Linked DNA regions of Mus musculus: region 2 is linked to region 1. A link is a loop called in an ENCODE intact Hi-C map of the cell type or tissue named here. Cell type or tissue: left cerebral cortex. All regions are shown on one strand.

The links. Hi-C counts contacts between places; a loop is a spot of excess contacts. Peaks named below come from ENCODE experiments on the same cell type or tissue, not always from the same donor. Only the 100,000 strongest peaks of a DNase experiment are listed, where the experiment ranks them.
Region 2: it touches region 1 in a loop (3-fold over the local background); 6 of 42 quality-filtered maps call a loop at or near these places.

The regions. Positions count from the first base shown.
Region 1 is chr11:100,279,760-100,284,759 of GRCm38, reverse strand. It overlaps Gm14206 (a long non-coding RNA gene), which reads left to right. Exons shown (of 5, transcript XR_880211.2): 2 at 3,594-3,774; 3 at 4,178-4,305. Among named protein-coding and RNA genes, the nearest start is that of Krt42, 12 kb to the right of the region's middle. In left cerebral cortex, CTCF peaks have their summits at 1,988 (motif pointing left) and 2,575 (motif pointing right); DNase peaks (open chromatin) are centred at 1,981, 2,571 and 2,892.
Region 2 is chr11:100,011,965-100,016,964 of GRCm38, reverse strand. It overlaps Krt33a (keratin 33A), which reads left to right and starts at 753. Exons shown (of 7, transcript NM_027983.3): 1 at 753-1,165; 2 at 2,132-2,214; 3 at 2,718-2,874; 4 at 4,249-4,410; 5 at 4,501-4,626; 6 at 4,845-5,000. The coding sequence starts at 818. In left cerebral cortex, no CTCF peak of the experiment used is centred here; no DNase peak of the experiment used is centred here.

The DNA of each region.
Region 1 (5,000 bases):
CCAACCTCTGTAAGGGAAGCACGCCTTCCCTAGCCCATACCTACTGCCTTTAGGATCCAGGCCGCTTTCCCTGCTAGGGTCCCTGGCAGGCTGGCCCTCCCCCCCATCTCTCTAGGCTCAGCATCCATCTCTGTCTCCCCTCCTCTGGCTTGTCTCACTCTTCTCAGAGAGTGTGAGCTTCTTGTGTGCCACTGGCCTTCACACCTGACAGCCATACCCGTGTGGACAGGCAATGTCTACAGTGACTCCAGTTTGTGCTGTGCCTCCGTACCTGTCCTGCCTCTTGACTGGCCCAGGGTGCTTAGATGCCCCCAGAATTTAATCTGCTCAGGCCTTCGGTGTGCCTCATAAGGATAAGTGATAGCGCCCAAGTGTCCCTGTCAGGTTTTCTGGCCAGGCCTTGCCTCACACAGTTCAAAGGTGACCTAACTGGAAGGGAACTGAAGCTTGAAGTCATCAGGGCCTGGTGACCTGTGTGTGCTGTCAACACTCCTGGTCCTGATTCTGCTTGCTCTAGACTGGGAATGTGGGGGACATCACTCTACCTTGGGTTTGGTATCTCCTGGGAAGATTCTAGAAATCTATCCTGGGATCACGGCCTGTTCAGGCTTGTCTAGGGGTAGCCCTGTGGTAATGTAAGGTTTTTTTTTTTTTTTTTTTACTATAGTGGCAATGGCGGCTTTGTGTGAGTGTGAACGAGTGTGTAATGTGACAATGAAGAGGTTGTAGGACTGAAAGCACGGGCAAGTGTACAGGGCAAAAGTGTGCACACATGAGACAAGTGTGACTGTGTGTCAGTGTGAGGTTGTGTGCGCATGTGCGATTGTCTATGAGCATGTGAGAGCATGTGTCTAAGCTTAGAGTGTGGCTGTGTGTGGACCTGAGGATGCAGGGCTGTGAGGTATGTGTCTGTGTGCCACGTGCACGCACTAGTGCAAGGGCATGTGATTAGACTTGAATGAGGTTGAATGTGTGAGTCCATATGGTAGCCGTGTGCAAATGTATGTGTGGGCTGTGTAGGTGTGCATTTGTGTGCAAGCTCTGTGAAGGTGAGTTGCATGTGCACCTGTGTGAACTAGCCACTTGCGTTGGGGAAGTGCTGAACTTGGACTCAGGCCCACCTCTCCTCTAAGGTTATAGTCAATGTAAGTGAAACCCAGAGTCTTTCTATGAATTCTGGGAAATTCCAGGGAACTGCAGGCTCAACCCCCGCCCCCCAGGGGAGTTTCCACATTCTAGTGAGAACTTTGAGGCCTTTCTTTCTTTCCTTCTTTCTTCCTTCCTTCCTTCCTTCCTTCCTTCCTTCCTTCCTTTCTTTCTTTCTTTCTTTCTTTCTTTCTTTCTTTCTTTCTTTCTTTTTCTTTCTTTCTTTCTTTCTTTCTTTCTTTCTTTCTTTCTTTCTTTCTTTCTCTTTAAAAACGCAACATGGAAGAGAGTCAAAATAATACTGACAAAATGTATGTAGGATTTAAGACATAGAATCACAGGACCTTGCACTAGCATGCATTCTGAAATGTATATGTGTGCACACGTTACACATGACGCACAGACCCATACCTCACAATCTTATATCCCCAATAAAGGCATAGAATCTACTATGTGTTATTAGACACTCAAACTTAAAAAAATCAATTTAATTTGAAATCACATGAATGTGTGTGTGTGTGTCTGTCTGTCTGTCTTTGTGTGAGAATGTGCAAGTGAAGTGCCCACAGAGGCTAGACATATTGAATTCCCTGGAGCTGGACTTCCAAGTGATTGTGAGCTACCTACTATGGGTGCTAGGGACTGAACTTGGGAAGGAAAAACATGCTCTTAACTGCTGAGCCATTTCTCCAGGACCTCAGACACTAAATCTTTCGACATGGGCCCTTCCCCTATCCTCATGGCCCTGGAGTTAGTGAGCAGAAGCCATTCCCAGGTCTGAGGTCAAAACAACCGCGGTGTCTGTCCAGCTAGCCCCGAGCAGCTCAGTGCTGCCCTCTGCAGGCGCACGATCAGAGATTCGAGCCTCTTAGCTCCAGCCTAGGTGACAAAGAGCCTATCTGGCTCATCCAGTGAGACCCTCTTGCTGTTCATCCACACATGCAGAACATGCTTGGATGTGCATGTAGGGTAGCCATGTAGGTGTGCGCATAGCCGTTTCTTTCATTGGTTTGTATCGGGTTCCCAGTTTTGGGGGGTCACACCCTGTGTGGCATGCACACCAATAACAGCTGCTGCTGTTAAAGAATTTTCAGTAGGAAGAGAGTACTCCTCTTGAAGAATAGGGACTGACCCAGGGATCCCCAAACTCGAAGCTGGCCTTGGGGTGAGCAGTTTCATAGAGGAGCCTAAGGGGTAGGAAAGGAGTGACGCGTGGGACAATGGACACAGTGGCCCAACTGGGGCTTGGTGCAGTGGGAGAGTCGGGGGGTGGCATACTAGGGAGTTGTATAATGAGGGAGATGAGCTGACCCAGACTCCAGGGAAGGGGTCTGAAGAGGCAGCTGACAGATATGTGGTCCAGCATCCTCCTGAATTTCTTCTGTGTCTTTGTGAACAAGGGTGCAGTACCGCAAATTACCAGCAGATGGTGCTCTAGCTACAGGATTGAAGCTTAGGTTGCACTCTGTAATGCGTTCTTTCCAAGAATGGAAAGATGCTGGAGCCTAGAGGCCAAATGGCTTCCCTTTTAGGGCAAGAGGACCTTGGGACGAGGTGGGGCGGGACTCCACACTGTCCCTTCAGCTTCCTGGTCAGGTACCTGCCTGTTCAGCTTCTATTCTTTTCTGTCTCTCAGCGACTTTGAAACACCCCCCAGGAACATAAAGACCCCCTCTGGTCTGCCCTGGAGGTTTTTCTCTAGACTCCAGAGTCTGTTGAGAGTCAGACAGCCTTTTTAGAAAGTTCCTGGTTGTTATAATCCAGGGCTCCGCCCCACTCTCTTACTTCCCTGGACGGCCTGTAGGAGGAGATTCCTTGTCTGTTTTAAGCTGGAGTTGTTAGGACCAGACACAGCTCACTCTCCTGCCACAAAGATCTAGAGGCTTCCACAGGACTGGTTGGTGGGCACAGCTCTCTTCCTAGCTGAGCTTGGGGCTTGGGGGCTGTTCCTTAATGGCTGTGGGGACAATGGAGATTATGGAGGAGGGCCCTTCAGTTGTATATCCTTCCCTCCTCTCCTTTGGGGAAAGGGCTTTCCCAACTCTGGTGACTTGGTCATTCATTTGATCATTTATTTGACAAGCATTGTTTGGTGTGTCTATTTCTGGGGACAGAGATGGAGGTGGCCGGGTCCCATCACCAATAAACAGGTGAGGATGTACAAGGTGTCCCTCAGCTTCCCTCCGCCTAAATTATGTCTGCAACACAGAATTACAGTCATCACTGCCCACCTGTTCAACCTAGAAAGCTATCCCCCTGCTTCCAACCTGCCCTGGCCTGTGCCCTGCTGGCCACCTGCCCTGATCCATGCTCCTGCTGGCTACCCAGCTCTGTGTCCATTTTCATGTCTGTTTCCCAGGCTGTCACCTCAGTCTGGGGTGGGTTCTGGGTTCTCCCCAGTGTTACATTTTTCTCTCACTAAGGAAAGCCTTTTTCTCAAACTCCAGGAGCTGGGAGGAGGTGGGGCAGAAGCAAAGACACAATGGATGAAGGTGACCCAAAGGGACTGTTCAGATGGAAAAGAAGACCCACAGACAACATGGGGAAACCACTCACACAGCGAGTGTGCGGAGGCTGAGCCATGCTTGTGAACCATGTCATCAGCTGGCAAGGAGAAGACAGGCAAAGGTCAGGAAAGGTCAGCTTGTAGGGGTCAAAGGTCAGCTCGTAGGGGTCGGTAGGGACCCAAGAAGAGATCCTGGATATTTATGTCAACTTGATATGAGCTAGAGATATCTGAAAGAAGGGAACCTCCATTGAGAAAACACCTCCATAAGATTCAGCTGGAAGAAATTTTCTTAACTAGTGATTGATGGGGGAGGGCTCAGCCCATTGTGGGTGGTGCTGTCCCTGGGCTGGTGGTCCTGGGTTCTATAAGAAAGTAGGCTGAGCAAGCCAGCAAGTAACCCTCCTCCATGGCCTCTGCATCAGCTCCTGCCTCCAGGTTCCAGCCTGTGTGTTCCTGTTCTGACTTCCTTCAATGATGGACAGTTCTGTGGACGCATAAGACAAACAAACCCTTCTCTCCCAGGTTGCTTCGGTCACGGTGTTCCATCACAGCAATAGAAACCCTAACAAATCCAGGACGGATGCTTCGTGTCACCCAGGAGTTAGGAGTGAAAACTGAGGTGACCAAGGAGCCCTTTGACGTTGGCAAAGGTAACCATAGAGCCTGCAGCATGGGGAACAGCTGGGTCTCACTGGTTTCCCGGGCTGCTACAAGTTAGTGGGGAAGCTCAATTCTATTTGGTTGGGGAGTGGAGGCAGAAGGATCAGAAGCTCAGAGACATCTTCTAGTCTGCCACTAGATAGCAAGTTTGAGGCCAGTCTGGGCTACAGGGGACTTTGTCTTAAAACAACAACAACAACAAACAGTCATTGGGTATGGTGGCATGTATCTTTAATCCTGGCACTTGGGAAGCAGAGGCAGGTGGATCTCTGTGAGTTCCAGGATTGCCTGGTTTACATGTGAGTTCCAGGAAAGCCAGGGCCACACAGCGATACCATGTCTCAAAACCAAAACCACGGAGCCATCTCTCCAGCCCTCCGGACTGTTGGCACTCATCGCTCTTGCAGAGGTCTCACGATTGCTTCCATTATCCAGACTGAGTGGCTTACACCCACCAGTAACTCCATTTCCAGGGATCTGATACCCTCTGGCCCCGTTGGGCACATGCACACACATGTATGCATGCATATGTATGTATTACGCATACTTGCATCCATTCATCCATAATAATAAAAATAAATAAAAAATGAGAAAAAGGGATAAAAATTATTTGCCAGCCAGGTGAATGTCTATACTCCTTGGAGGTAGGTGGGTTATGTAAACCCGGAAGTTTAAGGCTAGCCTT
Region 2 (5,000 bases), 270 kb after region 1:
GCTGTGTGTAAAATAGGAACAACATCATTTACCTTGAAGATTTGTGCCAAGGGATGGTGAGATCCAAAAGTTGTAAAACAATGCCAGCCAACAGGACTGTCTGGGAACTGTGCAGGTGTCCAACAAGTGGGAGTTCCCTCTGCCTGTAGCACTTGTCCACCTTCCTCTCCTTGAAGTGTCTAGTACCTCGATTGAGATAAGATGCGATCCTAGTGCTGTCTGCGATGTGATTGGTGGACGGTATCTACAAGCAGGGTCACAAAGAAGCTAGGCTATCTCAGCACCTGGTTTTCGTTTGTTTGTTTGTTTGTTTGTTTGTTTGTTGTTTGAAAACTGTGATTCTGACCTTTGGAAATCGGGCATAGGAAGAATTCTGCTTCTCTGTTTCATTGAGCAGGACCAGTGGCTCACTCAAGTGTCAGGGGCCCTCACAGAGTAGCAGCACTGTCCCTTGACCTACCACACCCTATTAATGAAGGTTGGGCCTTTCATGAGACCTACCCTTTGAAGTCATACCACCAAGCTCTTACCTCATGATGGATGGCACGGCAAGGAGTCCCGACTGAGGGAGAAGCCCAAGTAAAGCCTTTTATGAGGTAAGGGAGTCTTCTGAGGAAGCAGAGCAAATGAATGGGGTAGCCTTTGACCATCACTAAATGAGCAAAGCCAAAAGAAAAAAGAGAGAGAGACTGACTTATACGTCCCCACCCAATTTGGAGTGGATATAAAAGCTCACCAGAGGAAGGGGACTCAGAGCTCTGAGGCTTGGAGAATACACACCTCATCTTCAGCCAGGCACCTCCCTCCCTCCAGCACCATGCCATACAACTGCTGCCTGCCCGCCATGAGCTGCCGCACCAGCTGCTCTTCCAGGCCCTGCGTGCCCCCCAGCTGCCATGGCTGCACCCTGCCCGGGGCCTGCAACATCCCCGCCAATGTGGGCAACTGCAATTGGTTCTGTGAGGGCTCCTTCAATGGCAATGAGAAGGAGACCATGCAGTTCCTGAATGACCGCCTGGCCTCCTATATGGAGAAGGTGAGGCAGCTGGAGAGAGAGAATGCAGAGCTGGAATGTAGGATCCAGGAGAGGAACCAGCAGCAGGACCCCCTGGTGTGTCCTGCCTACCAGGCCTACTTCAGGACCATTGAGGAGCTGCAGCAGAAGGTGAGCGGGACGGGCACCCACAGCATTCCTAGCAGGAAGTTCTCAGGAGAACGTGTGAGACACAGAAATGACATGAACTCTTGGCGTGGTGGAAAATTTGATAACCACATTTCCAGCTTTTTAAGCATTTTTTTTCTTGTGGACTCTTCTATTTGCAGACTGGAGACTGTTAGTTTTGAATCTTGGCAGAAATTAGACTTGGTGGAGGTCATAGGAGTTTAGATAACCCCCACTATTATTAAGAGTGGTCTGTGGGTGTTTCTGAGCTCTGAAAGTATTTCCTTAAGGAAAGAGAAAAGGACTGAGCCAAAGAAGGAAGTCATGTAGTAGGAAGGACCAGGTTTTTTTCTCTCTTAACTTGGTATGTTGCTACTCTGACCTCTGGTTGACCTCTTTTGGGCACCTTACCACTCTGATCTCATTATCTTGACCCTGGAATTTCCTTGGTGCACCTTGTACAGTGAGGAATAAGAGTATTTCACTAAAACCAGAAATATTAGACACTAAATAGAAATGGTCCCAAGCCATCCAGGATGGCCCTGAGAACAGGAACAACCTCCATTGCCTCTGCCCCTGTGTTTCTGCTTTATGTATTCATCTTGCCAACTTGACTGAAAGTTTGTTAAAGTGCAATATTTTTTTAACTTTTAGAGCCTTTCTAACCAAACACCAGTTGTTTTAAACAAATACAAATTGTTTTTATCAGTTTATTAATATTCCTTATTAAGAAAGGAGAAAAATAAGATCATCTGCTGATAAATTTTTGTTTATTTGCATGTCTGCCTCCAGATTTAGTCCCTCAAGTATTTTTTGAGCATTTATTGTATATGAATAGCATGTAATAGACACACAATATGCTGTAATTAAAAAAATATTCTGATGTTTCCATATAAACAAATTAAGAGGATTTCTCTTGATAAAAAGAGCCACCCTCCTGCTCATTATACAATGTTTTTGGATCTCTAGATCTTGTGTGGCAAATCTGAGAACGCCAGGCTGGTCGTGCAGATCGACAATGCCAAGCTGGCTTCTGATGACTTCAGGACCAAGTGAGTGGGTGGATCAGTGGGGCGTTATTGCTTGTCTCTACCTCCCTTTTCTCTCTTCCCTTTTTCTGTTGTTCACACAGGCCTGTGTTGATCCAGATTTCCCCTAGGAGTTTCTCCAAGATCTACACTCCCTCCTCTTCCCTCTTCCCTTTTGTAGAATGGCATCTCTAGCCCTAACCTCAACTCCACCAAACTGTATGTCTGTGACTAGCCTAGTCTTCTACTGTGTGCAGGACTCAGTCATAAGAATGTGTGAGGTTCTTTCCTTCTGGAAGCCTCGAAGTTTACAAGCTCTTATCTCCTCAGATTCCCTGTCTTTGTGAAAATAATTAACATACACTTCCCTGAGGGACCTACTTCTGGATCTTGACAACTTAAATAGAAGGAGACAGTTATAAAAACTAGTATCTGTCATGCCTAGTTATCCAACAAAGCAAACCAAAGCAGAGTCTGGGCTAGGCATGCTCCTACCCACTCTATCCCCGATTCTCCTGTGATTGCAGGTACGAGACAGAGCTTAGTCTGCGGCAGCTGGTAGAGGCTGACATCAACAGCCTGCGCAGGATCCTGGATGAGCTGACCCTCTGCAAGTCTGACCTGGAGGCGCAGGTGGAGTCCCTGAAGGAGGAGCTGCTCTGCCTCAAGCAGAATCACGAGCAGGTGAAGTCTCCCAAAGTGAAGCACACGGTCAGACTGGCCAGGACATGTTTGTAACTGCCACGGGCTGTGGGGAGAGGCTGTGAGTTGAGGCTCAATTAGCTCAGAAAGCTGTTCTCCAAACAAAAATGTATTTGTGGAGAATGAGTAATCTTGATAGGAGATTTGGATTTTTTGCCAGAGGCTGGAACAAGAATAAAGGAAGTTGGCTAGCTCAGTCAGTAATGAGGAAAGGTCAGAGCTAAGGCAGCTGCTGTAGACTCTGTCACTCCCCAATGAGAGTGTTTGTGGACACCATTGCTGACTGTGATTCTCCATTTTGAATGGCAAGGAGCAGGGTGGCTTAGGGCTGCCCAACAAGAGGGCTGAGCTGGACTCAGAACACAACTCTTCATTGCCATCCAAAATGCTTTTGGATATCTGTACTGCTTGGAAGAAATACGGAGTAAGGTGTTTGTCAGTCACCACCACACAGGAAACACACAGGTGCAAACTCTACATCCTAGAATTCTGTATGTAGTGACAGTTAATGCTAACCAAGAGCTTATTATGCACTCAAATTAGTGCTAAGCACTTGAGAACTTCAGAAGAAAAAAAAAAGATGAGCAATTTGAAGATTCTAGAACAGCGGTTCTCAACCTTTGGGTTCACGACCCCCTTGGGGGGGGGTTCAAATAACCCTCTCATAGGGGTCACCCAAAACTGTCAGAAATATCGAATATTTACATTATGATTTATAACAGTAGCAAAATGACAGTTATGAAGTAGCAACAAAAATAATTCTGTTTGGGGATCACCACAACATGAGGAATTGTTATTAAAGGATTGAAGCATTAGGAAGGTTGAGGATCATTGTTCTAGATGCTTCTAGAAGTTATACGAGGATGTTAAAGATGAGATACAATCTAAGTCTGTCTGGTGGCTGTGTAAGCCCAGAACCGAGTTCTGTTGTCTCCATGAAGATGTCAGGAGTAACATGTAGAGATGTTCGCTTTGTTTTCTTTGTAGTCAGACATCCAAGCTTAAGGAAAAAATAATTTATGGATATGGTGGGGATATTTCAGCAAGACATCTGAACTGGGCTATTAGGGAGCAGAATATGAATGGTTGCCGACTCCATCTCAGCTCTGGTACTAAACCATGACATCCCTCTAAATAGAAAGTGTTATATTTAGCATGAAGGGCAGAGTGGGGTATGGGCTTGAAGGTGCTTTGAGAAAGGAATCAGTTTATCACTGACCACAGGGAAAAGGATGCTGGGAAGGAACAGAATGGAGACTGTAGAAGGATTCAGCGCACCAGATGCCCAAAAGCATCCTCTCAAGGAGAGCATCAAGATCCATTGTGATGTTTTGAATTTTCCCTTTCCCCTGCCAGGAAGTCAACACCCTGCGCTGCCAGCTTGGAGACCGCCTCAACGTGGAGGTGGACGCTGCTCCCACCGTGGACCTGAACCGAGTACTCAACGAGACCAGGTGTCAGTACGAGGCCCTGGTGGAAACCAACCGCCGGGAAGTGGAGGAATGGTACACCACACAGGTGGGCATCTGAGCCCATGGTAACTCAGGAACCGAGTCCCCAGGACTGTAAGGCAGGGTCTGATCCTGTCCCTCCCCTTGCCTATTGCAGACAGAGGAGTTGAACAAGCAGGTGGTGTCCAGCTCAGAGCAGCTGCAGTCCTGCCAGGCCGAGATCATCGAGCTGAGACGCACAGTCAATGCCCTGGAGATCGAGCTGCAGGCCCAGCATGAACTGGTGTGTAGTGTCTAGACTGCTGCTGAGCAGTGTGGAGTTGGGAGGCAGAGTCACTGGGGTGTCCTTGGGGCTTCTCTGTCTCTGTCTCTGTCTCTGTCTCTGTCTCTGTCTCTGTCTGTCTCTCTTCTTAGCTCTTGAAGCCTGTGACTTCTCTGGAAGTCATGCAGAAACCTTCAGAGGGAACAGCTCTGTGACAGCCTTTGTCTTCTCCCCCACAGAGAAACTCTCTGGAGAACACCCTGACAGAGAGTGAGGCTCGCTACAGCTCCCAGCTGTCCCAGGTGCAGTGCCTGATCACCAATGTGGAGTCCCAGCTTGGTGAGATCCGGGCTGACCTGGAGCGTCAGAACCAGGAGTACCAAGTGCTGCTGGAC